Regions from separate parts of the Homo sapiens genome. Here region 2 is linked to region 1. A link is a loop called in an ENCODE intact Hi-C map of the cell type or tissue named here. Cell type or tissue: heart right ventricle. All regions are shown on one strand. Each heading gives the region's core, and the rest is flanking DNA. Links, peaks and the distances in the headings are about the cores only. Region 1 overlaps CRPPA (CDP-L-ribitol pyrophosphorylase A). Region 2 overlaps CRPPA (CDP-L-ribitol pyrophosphorylase A).

What was found. A loop is a pair of places that touch in the nucleus more often than their neighbours do. Peaks named below come from ENCODE experiments on the same cell type or tissue, not always from the same donor. Only the 100,000 strongest peaks of a DNase experiment are listed, where the experiment ranks them.
Region 2: a loop joins it to region 1, with 2.7 times the contacts of the local background. A loop is called at or near these places in 1 of 110 quality-filtered maps.

Annotation. Positions count from the first base shown.
Region 1 is chr7:16,280,697-16,289,600 of GRCh38, reverse strand. The region is part of intron 5 of CRPPA (CDP-L-ribitol pyrophosphorylase A); the gene reads left to right. Among named protein-coding and RNA genes, the nearest start is that of CRPPA-AS1, 75 kb to the right of the region's middle. In heart right ventricle, for the core only: no CTCF peak of the experiment used is centred there; no DNase peak of the experiment used is centred there.
Region 2 is chr7:16,230,482-16,239,385 of GRCh38, reverse strand. The region is part of intron 8 of CRPPA (CDP-L-ribitol pyrophosphorylase A); the gene reads left to right. It overlaps CRPPA-AS1 (CRPPA antisense RNA 1), which reads right to left. Exons shown (of 5, transcript NR_038947.1): 2 at 3,407-3,484; 3 at 2,034-2,077. Among named protein-coding and RNA genes, the nearest start is that of CRPPA-AS1, 24 kb to the right of the region's middle. In heart right ventricle, for the core only: no CTCF peak of the experiment used is centred there; no DNase peak of the experiment used is centred there; H3K27ac peaks cover 590 bases.

The DNA.
Region 1 (8,904 bases), core at 2,137-7,136:
GTCTATTAAGAGGATCATATGGTTTTTGGCCTTTATTCTGTTGATAGTGATGTATCACATTTATGGATTTGCATATGTTGAACCATCTTGCATCCCTGGGAAAAATCCCACTTGACTGTGGTGTTTTATCTTTTGATATGCTGCTAGATTTGGTTTGCTAATGTTTTCTTCGGGGGTTTTGTGTCTCTGCTTTATTTTTATGTTGTATTCTTGTCTGGTTTTGGTATCAGGGTGATGCTTGCCTCAAATAATGAGTTAGGAAGAATTTCCTTCTCTTCAATTTCCTGGAGTAGTTTGAGGAGGATTAGTATCAGTTCTTCTTGATATGTTTGGTAGAGCTCGACAGTGAATCTATCTGGTCCTGGGCTTTTCGTTCTTGAGAGACTTTTTATTACTGATTCAATCTCGTTAATAATTATTCATCTGTTAAGTTTTTCTATTTCCTCCTCTTTCGATCTTGGTAGGTTGTATGTGTCCTGGAATTTAACAACTTCCTCTAAGTGTTCCAATTTATCAGCATATAGTTGTTCATAATAATTTCTCATCATCCTCTGTATTTCTGTAGTATCAGTTATAATGTCTCCTTGTTTGTTTCTCACTTTATTTGGTGGCTCTTTTTTTTGTTTAGTGGTTTATTGATGATGATTATTATTTTTGGGTGGTTTACAACCAAACTTCATTTTGTTGATCTTTGTATTTTTTGGTTTGTTTTTGTTTTTTGTTTTTGGGGATTTTTTTTTTTTTTTTTTTTTTTTGAGGCAGAGTCTCACTCCGTTGCCCAGACTGGAGTGCAGTGGTGCGATATCAGCTCACTGTAACCTCCTCTTCCCCGGTTGAAGCAATTTCCTACCTCAGCCTCCTGAGTAGCTGGGATTACAGGCATGTATAACCATGCCTGGCTAATTTTTGTATGTTTAGCAGAGATGGGGGTCTCACCATGTTGGCCAAGCTGGCCTCAAACTCCTGACCTCAGGTGATGCACCCACCTTGGCCTCCCAAAATGCTGGGATTACAGGTGTGAGCCACTGTGCCCAGCCTGTATTGTGTTTTCAGTCTTTATTTTGTTTAGTTGTGATCTTTCTTTCCTTCTACAAATTTTGGGTTTTTGTTTTTGTAATTCTTTGGGTTGCATCATCAGCTTGTTATGTTACATCCTAATAAAGTTGGAATTACACTATGTTAAAGATATTTTTTAAGGCTTGTTTTATTTTTTTTTTAGAATATATAGATTTAAAATAAATATTTTAGCTTGACTTAATTGATAGTTGTTACTGGCTTGAAAGAAAAATGTTTGTATTTTTTATTTCTCTAAAATAAGAATTCAGTGATAATTTCTTGATCTTTCTACCTCTGTCTTCTTTTTTAAACAGTCATTGTTTAACACCAATTTTTATTTAAATTGATGTAAGGAAATGTATATATTAGTCTGCCTGTGGTGCCATAACAAAGTACCAAGTCTGGGTGGCTCAAACAACCAAAATTTATTTTTTCACAACTTTGGGTGCTAGAAGTCTGAGATCAAGGTTTTGGTAGGTTTCATTTCTTCTAAAGCCTCTCTCCTTGCCTTGTAGGTGGTTTCTTCATCCTTTGTCTATACATAGTCTTCCCTCTGTAGATGTCTGTGTACATATTTATTTCCTTCTTTCCTTCCCTCCCTCCCTCCCTCCCTCCCTCCCTTCCTTCCTTCCTTTCTTTTTTTCACCCAGGCTGGAGTACAGTGGTACAATCTTGGCTCACTGCAACCTCTGCTTCCCAGGTTCAAGTGATTCTCATGCCTCAGTCTTGCAAGTAGCTGGAATTACAGGCACACACCACCACGCTCAGCTAATTTCTGTATTTTTAGTAGAGACAGGGTTTTGCCATATTGGCCAGGCTGGTCTTGAACTTCTGACCTCAAGCAATCCATTCGCTTTGGCCTTCCAAAGTGCTGGGATTACAGGTGTGAGCCACCACATGCCACCGTGCCCAGCCAATATTTCTTTTTCCTATAAGGGCCTACCCTAATGACCTCATCTTAGTTTAATCATCTCCCTAAAGACCATATCTCCAAATAAAGTTACGTTCTGAGGTATACTGGTGGGTAGGATTCCAACATGCTAATTTTGGGGGAAACACAGTTCAATCCATAACAATGTGTGTTACTCATGATCCTAGTACAGAGCCTGGAAAATAAGTCTTGAATATCTTCTTGGTACTGTGTTCCAAAGCTTGGGATGATACTGAGAAATCATAAGCAGAGTTCAGGAGTTTGTGATCTTGTGGAAGAGAAGGACAAAAAATATACTGTAATATAGAAACTATAATCAAAGTAAAATCAAAACACAAAACAGTGTTAGAGGAAAAAAATCTTTCAGGATGCTAACTTCACATAGATTTCAGCTAGAAATCTTAAAGTTGACAATTTTATGCCTGTGAACTTGGGCAATTTACTTGCTTTATAGACACCTTTTATTGATCTATAAAATGGGGAAAATAATTCATACTGCTTTATTGTAATCATTAGGTAAAATATATAAAAGTATCTACCACAATAAAAAGCAAAGGCAGTATTAAAAATATATAGTATGACATGAGCACTAAATAATCATAATGCATCTGCTGACTATTGAAATGATTATTGGCTATAAGGAACTGGTATGGCTCTTTTGGTGCATAATGCATAGATATCAGCTCTGAATAAACTTACAAGGGTTGTATTACATATAGATTTCTTTGTTTTTTTCTGAAACCCTATACTGAAAAGCCTTTCCTCAGGAATACTTAGATTCAATACTGCAGTGATTTCTACCTGAGTAGAAGGAGAATGCTGGGTTTGTGTTGATATATATTTGAGAGAGATACTTTTATGTATTAGAAATAGGAATTTTTGTAGTTTTGAAAGTCTCCTTGATGATTGTTGCCTGTGCATTCCTTTTCCTAGCCAACTCACATACACACCAAAATACATCTAAAACACAGGCTATAGTTATTAAAACAGATGGTACTTGAGGTGGACCTTATTGGAGAATTAGGAAATTGGTTCAGGAAATTGGTAGGAATTGATGAGTAAGGTATAAGTTGATTGCTTTGTATAGCATGAGAAGAGGTAGGAATCCTATGATGAGAACCTGGGAATTATTAGTTATCTGGTGAAGAATGCTTAGACATTTGCCCGTGTAAGTTCTACAGAGAAACACCAAAGAGGAGATATAGATATGAATACAGATAAACATTTGGCTCATGAACTTATGGAGGCTGGTAAGTCCAAAATCTGAAGAGTGGATGTCTCAGGCTTTCATTTGATTGGATGAGGCTTACTATACTGTGAAAAGCCATCTGCTTTATTCATTCTACCTAGTTAAATATTAATCTCATCCCAAAACACCTTCTCAGAAACACTTAATATTTGACCAAATATCTGGGCACCCTGTGGTCCAGTCAAGTTGATACACAAATTAACCATCAGAGCCAGGAAAATTAAGTTGTACATTGTTTCTTTTTGGCATATATATATATATATATATTTTTTTTTTTAAATATTATATATATATATATATATATATATATATATATATATTTATATTTTTTTTTTTTTTTTTTTGAGATGGAGTTTCACTCTTACTGCCTAAGCTGGAGTGCAGTGGTGCAATCTTGGCTCACTGCAATCTCTGCCTCCCAGGTTCAAGCGATTCTCCTGCTCAGCCACCCAAGTAGATGGGATTACAGGCATGCGCCACCATGCCCAGCTAATTTTTTGTATGTTTAGTGGAAATGGGGTTTCACCTTAGCCAGGCTTGTCTTGTACTCCTGACCTCAGGTGATCCACCTACCTCAGCTTCCCAAAGTGCTGGGATTACAGTCGTGAGCTACCGCGCCTGGCCAACATAATTTTAACTGACAATTATATACATACCTTTACCATTTAGAGGTTCTCAGACATTGACTGAGGTATTAACAGAAAAATTTGGGCTTCTTAACTAGTGCTTACGGTTTTCAATATAAGTCTATAGACTTTCTTATATTCTGGCATGAATTTTCTCTCTGTTAAATCACATCAAACTATGTGACCTTTAAATGCTGTAGACAAAAAAAAGAGTTATTCATTATAAATCAGAGTATATGTTGAAATTATTTTGGGGGCACCTTACTTGTTATGACATCAATATTTTGCCATCTGCCACTGGCCTTTTAGGAATTTTTTTAGAAGCTACTTAAAAAATAGGATAGTGTAAAAACTAAAACTCAGAGGCTAATATCAGTCTAATATCAGTCAAGTTGACAGGTCATGTATCATTTAATGTTAAATCTAAATAATTTATAATTTATTCCCAGTCTATTTTCAGGGAGAGACAAAAGACTAGATTATTATATTTGTACAATTCTGGGTTGTAAAATGATTTTGTGGTTCCCCTCAATATTTTTACTTCAACCTCTGAAATTTTCTAGGAAGTGCTTTATTAATAAAACAGAAGATTAAGAATTCTGAAGGCTTCTATTTTTGTTTTGATTTCATTAACCTCAAGGTAGTTGTTATGTACTTTGTTTTCTTTGAGAAAATTATCAGTATTAATCATATGTTTGGAAAGAATTTTGTGCTTCATGAAAAAATTAATTTTAAATATTTTGTGTGCCTTTTCTCCTCTCATTTAGTTTGGGGATCCTCGAATAACTCTGGGATTGAGGAGGTTAAATTAATTTATTGGAGCCCTGCTCCCATAGTTATATATTTTTTCTATTCTGAACTTCCAAACACGTGGTACAAGTACAGTCATTACTGTTTTTTTTGAGACAATCTTAATTGCCATCCACAATTAAGATTGTCAGTGCAGCATGCTTTTCAAATTATCAGTAGCAATTGCATAAAATGCTTCAGCCTAGATCCTAGTAGATAAACTAAGATGTAAACAATGAGAACGAGTGGGCATCTGTTTTAAAGCAAATCAGAGATGCCAACATGGGTGTATTACTCAAAATGTATATTCCATTGTCACATATGATTATGGCACGTTTGGTGAAATTTGAAACAAAGCCTTAGTGGGATGCAGTTGATATGGATTGTTTACCAAACCCTGAAATATTAAGACCATAAGAAAGAGATTAATTTGAAGTCAGAAACTGATCATATTTTGCACGGACAAAGTTATTTCAATTTATGTTCTTATTGAATGTATGTGTCCATAACAGCAATAATTCTGTCATCTATTAGGTGTTTTCTTGTACCAGGCACTAGAAATAGTTTTACACATTATCTAATCCTTATTAAAATCTCCAAGTGTAGTCTTTTACACACATCTCCTGCCTTCCCCTTATATATGTCTATTTTTAAAATGACAATATTTTATTATACTGAGGGATGAATCTTAAAATCATTGTACTAGTTGGAAAATTCACTAATAGCAGAGGTCACTTCTTATTCAATTTTGAGTGGACAATGCCTGACACACTGAAGGCATCAATAAATGAAAAGACTTTTCAAGTCCATCTCCTTGCCCTTGATTTGTCCTTTTACAGATGTGTGCTTCCTAATAATCTTTTAAAAAAGAAAAGAAAAGAAAATTTGACTCTGCATAGAAATCGTTCTTTGGTCTCTTCTCATTTCACATATGCAAAGTGCTGCCAAAGTATCAATATGCTACTTTCAGCATCTGTTCCAATATAGAATTGAAATTGTTTAAAATTTTAAAAATTGTATTTCCCTCAATTTAACAAATATTATTGAATGCCTATCAAGTATCCTATATCTGTAGTTATTAAATATGTTACCTTATTTAATATCACCTTTATAAATGTTAGAGATTGCTTAATTGTAAAACCCAGTGAGACATGCAGATAAGAGTAGTATTTGTGTGGGTTTGGGTTTTTAAAATAGTTTTATATCAGAAATATCAAAGTCTCTGTGCAATGGGCGACTGAATGCAGCTCTATCTCACTAAACTCACCATCCTCCTATTGCCACACAGAAGATTAAAGACAACTGGAAAATTACCCCCAAAATTATTCCATTTCAGGTAATAAGCTATAGTAGGATATGTATGTATCCTACTGTATATAAACACACACACACACACATATATAGTATATCTATAGATATATATATACACATAGATAGTATCATTTTTATATATATAGATCTACGTATCTATACCCATAGATACAGTATCATCTTTATAGTGTCATATATATCATATATGATATATATGTGATATATTAGTGAATCTAGGTAGATAAAAGGGAAGCTATTTGTGTTCTTGTATCTTTTAAGTTGGGAAGTTATTAAATAACTTTCATAACATATAAAATACATATATGATACAATATAGGTATGAATAGGTAGATCTCTATAGATAGTATCATTTATATATATATATATGGTAGATCAGTAGATCCTATCTATTTATACATATATAAAATATAAATGTTGTATCATATATATGAAACCATATTTATAAAGGTTCTATATATGATAGACCCTTTTGTAATCCCCACATCATAAAAAATCAGTGCAATAGCTAAGCAGAGGTTTTTAATCTGGCTATACATCAGAATCACTTTTGGACAAAAATATAGGCTAGTATCTTGTTTGATGTGCACTAGGCATATGTATTTGAAAATATAAAAGGAAAACAAGATATTTATGTTGATTCTGATGTGCAACCAGTTGAAATTGATGATGATTTTGTATGTGGTCTAATCTTTGAATGTAGACAGATTGAGAATTTATCATTAGTAGTAAAGGACATATTGATTGCGTCCATAGACACTGTAAGAAATTGGCCTGTCAGATGCAGACCACTGTGGAATGCAAATAGCTGAGATTAGCTGACAATATAGAAACCAACACAATAACAGATCCACCATATTTCTTATGATGTTATTTTACCTCGAATCTACATCCTTATGTTTTGCTCACTTAAGAGAGGTGAACTTTAAAGTCTCCTATTAATATAGCTTCACATATTTTTTCTTAATTTTTGTTTTTAGGAGAGGGTGCTTTTTTATTTTAATAACTTTCAAACTTAAAAGATACAGGAATAACACAAATAGCTTCCCTGTCTTTTACCTACCTTGTTGTTTACATTTTGCCTCATTTACTTTATCATTTCTGTGCATGTACTCCCTTCTCACCTTTTCCGTCACCCTTTCTTCTCCTTCTCCTCCTCCATCTCTTGACCTGTAGCATTGTGAACTACTTAATGGGGTGGTGTTTAAACCACCAAATTTATAGTAATTTGTTACACAGCATTCTAATAAAAACAATAAAATTCTACATAATCCATAGAGGAAATAAGAAACCACAATAGAAATTAGATGTTTCTAATAATATGATTCTAAATGAAAGCGAGTGAAAAGGAATGAAATATTTTAAACTAAATATGAAGTCATTTAAATTGAGTGAAAATATCACAGTGTTTGAGATACAGCTAAAACTGTTATTAGAGGAAAATTTAGAGCCTTAAATATAAATAGAAAAAAGGAAGAGAGTCAGCAACTTAAACATTTTTAAAAAGAGAAGCAGCAAACAAAACTCAAAAGATAGTGGAAGGAAGAAAATACTGAAGAAAATGTTAAGAACTCATAAACTAGAAAACAAACATATAAGACAGAATCAATCATGATTTCCTCGGATGACAGTAATAAAACTGGTAAGACCTTGGCAAGAGTGATTATGAAAAATATTGAATGCTCAGTCAGTATCAGAAATGAAAAAGAATCAATACAATTGTACAGATATTAAGATGTTACGAACAACGTTATGCTACTGTTAATAAGAATTTAGATGAAATGAACACATCCTTAGGGAAATACACCTTACTAACCTGAGACAGAAAATAGAGAATGTGAATAATCATTCATCAATTTAAGATACTGAATTTTTATTAAAAGCTCTCCCACAAAGAAGCAGTTGGCTTTTACCAGTGAATTCTACAAAACCACTCAAAAGAAGACATGACACCAATCTTGCACACTTTCTAGAGAGTAGGAAAAACACTTACCAACTCATTATGTGCGAATAGTATAATTACTTAATGACAATATGACAGGGCCTTATAAGTAAGTAGAATTACAGGCTAACTTTTTTTTCCATGAGCATAGAGCCAATATTTAAAATTTTTCATTATCAGATAAAATTATAGATTGGAAAGAAATAAAACTTTATCACTCATCAGCATGTTTGTATATACCAAGAAGTTAAAATCTATAAAACATCAGTTTATAAGTAAATGTAGCAAGGTTACTGACTATACAAGGTCTGTATCAAAATGTATTTTTATACATAACAACAAATAGGAAATTAAAAATCAATTTATAAGTGGTGTCAACAAACAAGAATAAATCTAACAAAAGATGAAAGGGGTCTGCACTGGAAACTACAAAGCACTATTGAAACAAAGATTTCAGGACACAGGGGACAAATCATGTTCATTTGGAAGGCTTGTTATTTTAAAGATGTCATTTCTATACCAAACTCAACAGATGTTTTTGTGGAAATGATGGTAAAAATTTATGTGGCAATGAAGGACTCCTAAACAACAAATGTGTTCTATTTAGGGTAACTGAAACATGGCATAGGATAAATGCCAAATAGATTTTTTTTTCCCTTGAAACAGAGTCTCACTCCGTCACTCAGGCTGGAGTGTAGTGGCGTGATCTTGGCTCAGTGCAACCTCTGCCTCCCGAGTTCAAGCGATTCTCCTGCCTCAGCCTCCTGCGTAGCTGGGACTACAGGAGTGCACCATCATGCCCGGCTAATTTTTGTATTTTTAATAGAGATGGGGTTTCACCATGTTGCCCAGGCTGGTCTTGAACTCCTGACCTCAAGTGATCTTCCACCTTGGCCTCCCAAAGTGCTGGGATTACAGGCGTGAGCCACTGTGCCTGGCCAGCAAATAGATTTTGAATTCATTTTTTAAAAATATTTCATTT
Region 2 (8,904 bases), core at 2,041-7,040, 50 kb after region 1:
GGCTTTGTTATTATAATATTTAAAAGAGCATTACTTCATGTATAAATGTAACTTGTAAAATGAGCATGGTAAGGATACCAAATCTAGAGTTAAGATTTAAGGCACAAGTACTAGGTCTTCAAATAACAAGTGTCTCTTAACCTGTCCAAGTTACTTAATGTTTTTGAATTTAGTTCAAAATCCTGATCTGTAAACAGAGTGGGATGCCTTTGATGGCATCTAAATGGCTTTTTTTTTTTTTTTTTTTTGAGACAGAGTCTTGCTCTGTGGCTCAGGCTGGAATGCAGTGGCATGATCTCAGTTCACTGCAACCTCTGCCTCACAGTTCAAGCAATTCTCCTGCCTCCACCTCCTGAGTAACTAGGATTATAGTCACCTGCCACCACACCTGGCTAATTTTTTGTGTTTTTAGTAGAGACGGGGTTTCACCATTTTGGCCAGGCTGGTCTCGAACTCCTGACTTCAAGTGATCCACCCACCTTGGCCTCCCAGAGTGCTGGGATTACAGGCATGAGCCACTGTGCCCAGACCTAAATGGCTTCTTTTTCTAAAAATATTTTCTATACTAGAACATGCTGTGAAGTCTTTTTGCTTTCATATGCTCTTATGCATGATTTTAATGTGTAGATTTAGCAGAATAATTTAGGTTTTAACAGTCATGTTAAACATGAATCAGGTGATATGGTATTCCTATTTCAAGCCATTTTTGAGACCTTCTATGTTAATTCTTATCACAAGACTCATAGGTTATTTTGATGTTTTCTCTTGTATTTGTCCATTTCTTATCCTCCTTTTTTATGTCCAATTTTTACAGATTAAGTCTAAATTTTCCATTTTTGTGTTTCATTGTTTTTTCTTTCTGCTTAGTAACTGTTACAAAATATTTTTTCATCAGTGAATCTATCCTTTCATGTCTATCCAAGCCCTTCCATCTGAGAATGACTCCATATTGAGTAATGCTCACACTGTTTCTTCTTACCAATTCATTTTAAACTTATTTTATATATACTATCCAGTTAGCACTTGGCAGGGAATGATCTTATTCTCTCCCTTACCTAATAGATTACTTAATATGGATTCACATAGTATTGATTTAATGTCTGTGCGATAGATATTTTGGCCTACATGGAGCTTATTTGATAATATAATCTTTTTTAAAAAAACAGCATCTTACTTTAGATTTCTGAAATATTCTATATAAGCTAATTTTCCAGGTTATTATATATTAAGGAAATAATTGTATTGGTCTGTTTTTTTCTAAAATAAGGATTCATAATAAGAGTTTACTTAAAATGACCAGAGTTAGCCAGGAAAGTACTTTAGTGACTGGGAGTTGACAAATTCCCTGGTCCCTTTCCCTTCTATCTACCATCTAAGGTTTGAGAAATTTAGCTAGGTGTGCTTGAAAAAGAGGCAATTTAGCCTGGAGAAGTCATCTTAAGGATGTGAGAGGAAGCCAAGATTTGGAAGACTGAGCAGGGTCCAACTCTGTGAGGAGTGAGAGGACTGGCATTTCTATATGGACAAAGAAGCACATAGAGTGGTTGGAATTAGAAAGAGCCACTGAGTGTGTCTGAAACTGAAGGAATGGCAGATTGTAAAGTGTTGAGTTTGAGCTGGGCCTTCTAAGTTTGAAGTCTATAAAGCAGCACTGCCTAGTATTAATTGATGTGATCAGATTTCCATTTTATACATCCTGGATGCAGGACAGAAAGTAGATTAAAATAAGCAGAAAAATTTGTGGTTTAGTTGGGAGGCTACTGCAGTACAATAGTACAAGAAATAATAGTGGTAGTGAGGACTAGGTTAGTGTATTGGACTGAATGTTTGTGTCCCCTCAAAATTTATATGGTTAACCCCCATAATGATGGTATTAGGAGGTGGGTCCTTTGGGAGGTGATTAGATCTTGAGAGTAGAGCCCTCATCAATGAGATTAATGCCATTTTAAGAAGAGTCAGGGTTTGTTCTCACCACCTGAGGACACAATGAGAAGTTGGCAGTCTGCAAGCTGGAAGACGGCCCTCATGAGTACCTGATGATGCTGGCAATCTGATCTTGTACTTCCAACTTCCAGAACTGTGAGAAATAAATTTCTGGTGTTAATAAGCCATCTGGTCGATGGTATGTGTTATAGCAGGCAAAACAAAGGCAGATAGTTTTAGTGGGAGTGAACAAAATGAAATCAAGATACATTTAAGAGATTAAAGCATTAAGAATTGAAGCTTAAATAAATGAGAGAAAAGAAGTATAACCTCTAATTTTATGTCTCATAAAACTTGGCGAATGATAGTAAGATACGGAAGATTAGAGAGGGAACTTTGTGGTTTGTTTTTTAAGGTTGAATAGGCAGATGAAGATCCCAGATTTTTTGGCAAAGTATAATTAAAAAGATTTTATTCATATTCAAAAGTTTGTGTGTGTGTGTGTGTGTGTGCGCGCGCACGAAAGCTCTTAAAGCTTACTTTGAAAGGCAAGTTAGACTCCTTTGTGACTTTCTTAATATTGAATTTTAATAGAGTTCCAGGGATAGACACAATTTAAAATATATCTTTTATATTACAATGTCTTTTCCAAGCCTTCTATAGTGTCTGTATGGTAGATGATTTTTTTTAGTGAAATCCTTTTTACTGTAATACTTCATATTCTGAAAAATAAAAACAGAAAAAAACCTTTTCTATTGGTTGAATTATTGGCAGACAGGAAGATGGTAAGAATATTACCAGGCTTATATGCTGTTGCCTTAGGATTAAGATCTGTAGCCACCTAAAAATAGATTACTTTTGCAGGTTTTGGAAAGCCTGAACTGTTCTTGTATGGAAAGTATAGAAAGCTAATGGAATCAGTGCCAGAAACTTCTAGATTCAGATTTTTTTGGCTTGAATCCTGTTAGCAATAAGTTTAAGTGTGATACTTTTGAAAAGTATAATATGATTCAATTTTCTGGGTACCAGAGATTTTGTTTTATGGAATTATGGAACTTAATTTTACTTAAATGCTCAATACTTAAGCTTAATTCTACTTTTACTTGCTAAGGTGGAATGTAGCAAGTGTTGTCAAGGTAGTCCCAGAGTCAATACTGAAAAACTTATTTGGGAACAGTAGGACAGGCTAAAGTCACCAGCATGACTCCTCTGCCTACTGAGTAGTATTTCCACTTCGAGAATATAGTGAGAGGCCTCTAGATTTAAATTTTCTTAGTTAATGTATTTATAGAATGACTGAGTTCTGAGTTGTTTCCTCAACTATCAAAAATCCAACTATGAGCTTGTGTTTCTTGCTCTTACCATTGATATGAGATGGAACTTCAAATACATTTATAATTTCCAGAGCCCTCCCAGCAAATGTGGCCTGCTAATGTATATTATTAGTATAATTAGGTTAATGTTAGTAATAACAGACACTTACTGAAAAGCTTGAAATGATGAGTCACCGTTCTTTTCTTTTAAAATGAATGATCCCAGGGCTTTAGTCTTCAGAGCAACCCTGAGAGTTGATTATCACAGATAGCATTATCCCCAGTTCAAAATTAAGCCTAGTGATCATTTCACTGTATCACATAATGTTCATGAGTAATGCCAATGCTTGCCCTTTTCGAATAGTACAAACCTATTTTGTTACAAGGGAAAAGGATCTTGAAAATCATTTAGTAGAATGCTCTCATTTTAAAGAAGTAACTCAAGCCCTTTCTTTGCCTGGCTCTAAGATACCTTCTTTTACTTTAGGAATAGGCAATTTTTTCCTGTAAAGAAACAGATAGTAAATATTTTAGGCTTTGTGGCCTGTCTACACAGTCTTTGTCACAACTATCAACTCTGCTGTTTTCATGTCAAAGCAGTCATAGACAATATGTAAAAGAATGGGTATGGCTGTATTCCAGGAATACTGTATTACAAAATAGGCAGCAGACCAGGCTTGACCCATACTTTGCTGATTTTTGATATAGATTTTCAATCTGAAATGACCTAGTTTGCCACAGTTATTAGTACCTTTATCCTGCATGTGTTAGGCATTTCTTTAACAGACATGCACTCTCTGGGTCATGAAGCCTCACGATTTAAAGTATTACTCATACACTGACTTACGTGTTTTTATCCCTACATGTCATCCTATCTCAAAGTTTTGATAGAAATGTTCAAATGCATGCAGTTTAAATGTTTGAAAGTCTTTTTCCTTCTCTGAACTATTCATCTCAACTTCTCTCTTTTGTTTCCAAATGAGCTTACCATAGCCACCGTGAGAGATTTTGCTAGTATAAATTTACCAAGTTACTCTCCTTATTGAAAACTTTCAGATGCTTCTCATCTCTTAATGGACAAAACTCAGATCATAAAGCCTTGGCCTGGTCTGGCTCTTCCCTAATTCTACTGTTCTGTCTTTCTCATTTCCTTATTGAGTAGTTTGCCCTCTGGAAATACTAAGTTATTTATAGTTCTCCACATGTACCCTGTGACCTGACTTAGATGTGTTTCCTGCATGAGTTTTTCTTTCTACCTGAAACACCTTCTTTTTTTAATTGTTTACTTGCCAAACTCTCCTTAAAAATTTGAGTGACATTTCCTCTTGCAATCCTTCCCTAATACCTTTGTGCTCATATCCCTTCTCCTTTGAGAAGTCAGCATGTGTAGATATTCAGAAACATTTGTTCATTTGAACATGACTTGATGTTCCAAGTTATGTTGTCTCCTATCGTACCCTGTTCTAGTGCTGTCTTCTACAACGAGGTGCTTTGTGATGACTTGCAGAAAAGAAGGAGGCAGATATGAGGAAATAATAAAAATTGCAACTCAAGTAATGGCTACATTCTATTAAGGAGAATAATAGTAGTTGTGAGTTTTTATGACATTTACAGTATATAAGTTTAAACTTCATGCATTTTACTATCTTGATCTTTTTAGTAGAATTCAATTAAAAAATTTTTCATTTTGCCTTTTAGAAAAACGTTTTTTATTTCAAAATTGTCTAACTTACAAGTGCCTGCTTTTAGTTTTTATGAAGCATCTTATTGTGTCAATAAATGACTGCTTATGTCTTATTTTAAATTGTTTTCTGTATGTGTCCTGAACAGTAGTATTAACCTTTGAAGTATTTCTCATTTCTAAATGGGACTTCATTTTCCTCTTAAAAATTAAATTTGGGGAGTGGTATTCAAACTTTTTGTTGGAGATAGCATCCTTTATTTAACCCAGAATAAATTTTAAATGGATCGCTACTATATTAAGTAAACCAAAAATTACATTATGAACACTAAATTGCTGTTTTAGTTTATATGTGCAACATTTAGAAATGTTAAGTTGAAAACAAAAGTTTGAAATAAAATATTATGAGTGATAATTGTTCTTTTTTCCTGTCTCCTTTTATTTGGATTATATAGTAAACTGGCTGCCCTATTAAATACTGATAATATTAACAGGTACAGAAGCATTTTTTCTTGCAGTTGATCATTTTCAATTAAACGGACCCAGCAGCCTGAAAGTGAATAGCCTCTACCCTTGTCATAAATATAAAGTAGAACAAAAGTTACCTTCAAACTTAAAATAAATGCTAATATTACAGTATGTCAACAGAATTTGATATTTCACTCATTCATTTATTGTTGCAAAGCCAAATCCCCATCTGTGAAGACTGGGATAAGTATCTGCTTCTTCAAATGTGCATTACGATTGTACCCGATTATGAAAGCATGTGCCAAACAGATGCTCCCTTGCTCTGGCTGGCCATTTAATTGAGCTCAGCATCCATGTGCTGAGATGGTATACATCATTGTACTGTCTTATGTGTGCAGACATGCATTGAATTTTAAACAACAGTATTTTTTGTATTAGTCACTGTAGTTTTCCTCTCTAGAAGTTTGATTTAGGTCCTTTTTAATATATTCTCTAATTCTTGAATATATGTGATTTAATTACAAAAACCATTATAATATCTTTGAAGATTCTGATGCCTATCAGTTCTGGGTTAGATTGAAAGGAAGTATGTATCTCCTCATTATGGGTCACAGTGTCTTCCTCCTTTCTTTGCCTAAGATTTTTCTTTTTTGCGTGCATACTTAAGATGTGTTGATATGTGGTTTTAACATTTTCATTCAATTAGGAATGTCTTCAGCATTAATTATTCAAATGTTTTTCTGTTGTTTTCCCAACTTACTGGCAACTCTTATTACCTGTTTATTAGGCTGACTAAATATGATCCATATCTCACTGGTGGTCTGTTTAATTTCCTCTTTTTGCCTTCTTTTTTTTTGCTGTTTAATTTAAAATCGTTTTTATGGCTGTGTCTTCAAGTTTACTAATCTTTAATATCAAATTTTCTGTTAATTATTTCTAGTGGGGGTTTTAAAAATATCACATGTTTTAGTTTTCATCTCTTGAAGTTAGAGTTAGGTCTATTTTACATCTGTGCTTAATATGTTCAGTCTTTCCTATAGTTTTTGAACAAATGGAACATAGTTTTAATAACTGTTTTAATGTTCTTAGTTCTAATATTGGTGTCAGTTGGGTTGGTTTTGTTTGATTTTTCTCCTCATAATCGGCCATATTTTCTGCTTTTTAAAAGGTTTGGTATTTAAGCTATTAGACATTGTGAATTTTATCTTAGGTGATGGATGTTTTTGTATTCTTATAAATATGAGCTTTGTTCCAGATGTAAGTAATTAAAAACAGTTTGATCCATTTAGGTCTTGTTTTTTTGATCTTTCAGCAGGACTAGTATATTTAGTGTAGAGATAATTATTTCCCACAACTGAGGGAAGACCCTTCTTTATACTCAACCTAATGCCCTGTAAATTATTGTCTTACTTACTGTGTTTTCTGGTGTTAGAATAACATGAACTGGGCAATTTATAAAGAAAAGTGATTTATTTGGCTCATGATTCTGGAGACTGGCAAGTCCAAGAGCATGCTACTGACAATTGGTGAAGATCATCCCTTAGTGGAAGGGCAGAAGGTGAGAACAAGTGCACATGGCAGAGAGAAGTGGGCTGAACTCATTCTTTTTGTCAAGAACACATTTCTGCAGTAACTAATCCATTCCCATGATAAAGGCATTAGTCCCTTCATAAGCGCTCATGACCTTATCACCTCTTAAAGGCCCTATCTCTTAATACTGTTACAGTGGCAATTAGGTTTTAATGTGAGTTTTGGTAGGGAAATTTAAACCATATTAATTATGAAGTTTTCTAGTATGGCTCATGGCTATTGCCAATTTTTCCAACCCTGTGTGTGCATTGAGTACTGTTCCTTCTAGGCCTTTGACTAATTTTCTCACATAGGTGCACAGATCAGTTCTCTGCTGTCTGTATGAGGAAGATATTCTGATGTTCTATAGAGCTCTCTCACTGTGAAGCTCTCTCCTCTCTGGTACTCTACCTGTGACTCTATTCTGTCTACCTTGGTCTCCCCAGATTCTTAACTTCATCTCTCAATTAAAAGAAATGAAATCTGGATTCCTCCATGTACCATGTCCTGAAACTCTCTTGCGGGCAGTAGGATGGGGTACATGTACAGCTCACTTTGTTTTGTGTCTCTTAGGGATTATTTCTTCATTGTATCATGTATAATGTCTTTAAAAAACATTGTTTTATATAGTTTGCTTTTTAAAAGTTGGTTGAGGTAGAAAGACAATTTCATCCCTAGTACTCCCCCCTTGGGTAGAAACAGAAACTGGATTCATCTAAATTTTGAGTGTTTAATTTTTACACATTTAATATTCATCCACATTTTTGGAAATTTTTTTATGTAAATAAGAAAAAGTTCAGTCTGTTTTAGCTTAGACTGTGTAATTTTGCCTGTTCAAGATCTAATTTTTCACAGTGGGATTTTAAGTAGTAACGTTAGGTAGGAATAAAAATTCCTTTGCAGTATGGATGTGTAAATTAATGATCAAAAATATTTAATGGGATATATGACCACAAATCATAATATATAAGCACTGCTTTTGTTTAGACAAGCCCTTTCCATTAACACTTTTTACCATGATAACATGTTCTGGATGGGTGGAACAAGATGACAAAGCAGGATTATCCACTGATTGTCACCCCACCACCAGAAACATCAATTTGAACAACTATCCACATGTGAAAATACGTTCACAAGGGCTAAAGAAACCAAGTGAGAGATTTCAGTACCTAGCTGTAGCATGGTAGTAAGAAAATATGCATTGAAGACAGTAGGAAGGACAGTTTGTTACCTGTGTTACTCCTCCCCAACTCTGGCAGCATGGAATAGGGAAGAGACATTGTTCACTTAGGGAAAAAGAAGGAAGTGAGCATAAGATTTTACCTTGAACCCCAACACTTGGCCCACCACAATAATACTCAACACCAGGGTGATCCCCACAGCTTTGTATTTCAAGCCAGTAACTGCAGACTGAGCCTCTAGACCAGCTGCAGCACTAGGTGGGACCCCAGAGCCCCAGGCTTCAGTCTTTCTTGGTAAACTCAATCTCCATCTTATACCACCACCAGACTTGTGTCAGTCCTCTGAACAGCACTCAGCAGCAGCAGGTGGCCCCTCGCTTCTGGCCAGTTCCAGTGCAACAACTGATGTAGTGAGCCCCAGGCTTCTGGCATTGTCACACCTGCTACAGAGCTATACCAGGCAAAGCCAAATCCCTATCTGTGAAGACTTGGATAAGTATCTACTTCTTCAAATGTGCAGACATTGACAAATGACCAAAAGCATCAAGAACAATCAAGAAAACATTACATGACCATATGAAAAAAATGTGGTACAAGTGACTGACCCTAAAGAAATGGAGACATGTGAGCTTTCTGACAAAGAATTCAAAACTTTAAGGAAGCTCAGCAAACTTGAAGAAAATACAGAGAAACAATTCAACACAATGAAGAAAACAGTGACCAGAATGTGAAATATAATCAGATGGAAATAATATTTTTAGCTTCTACT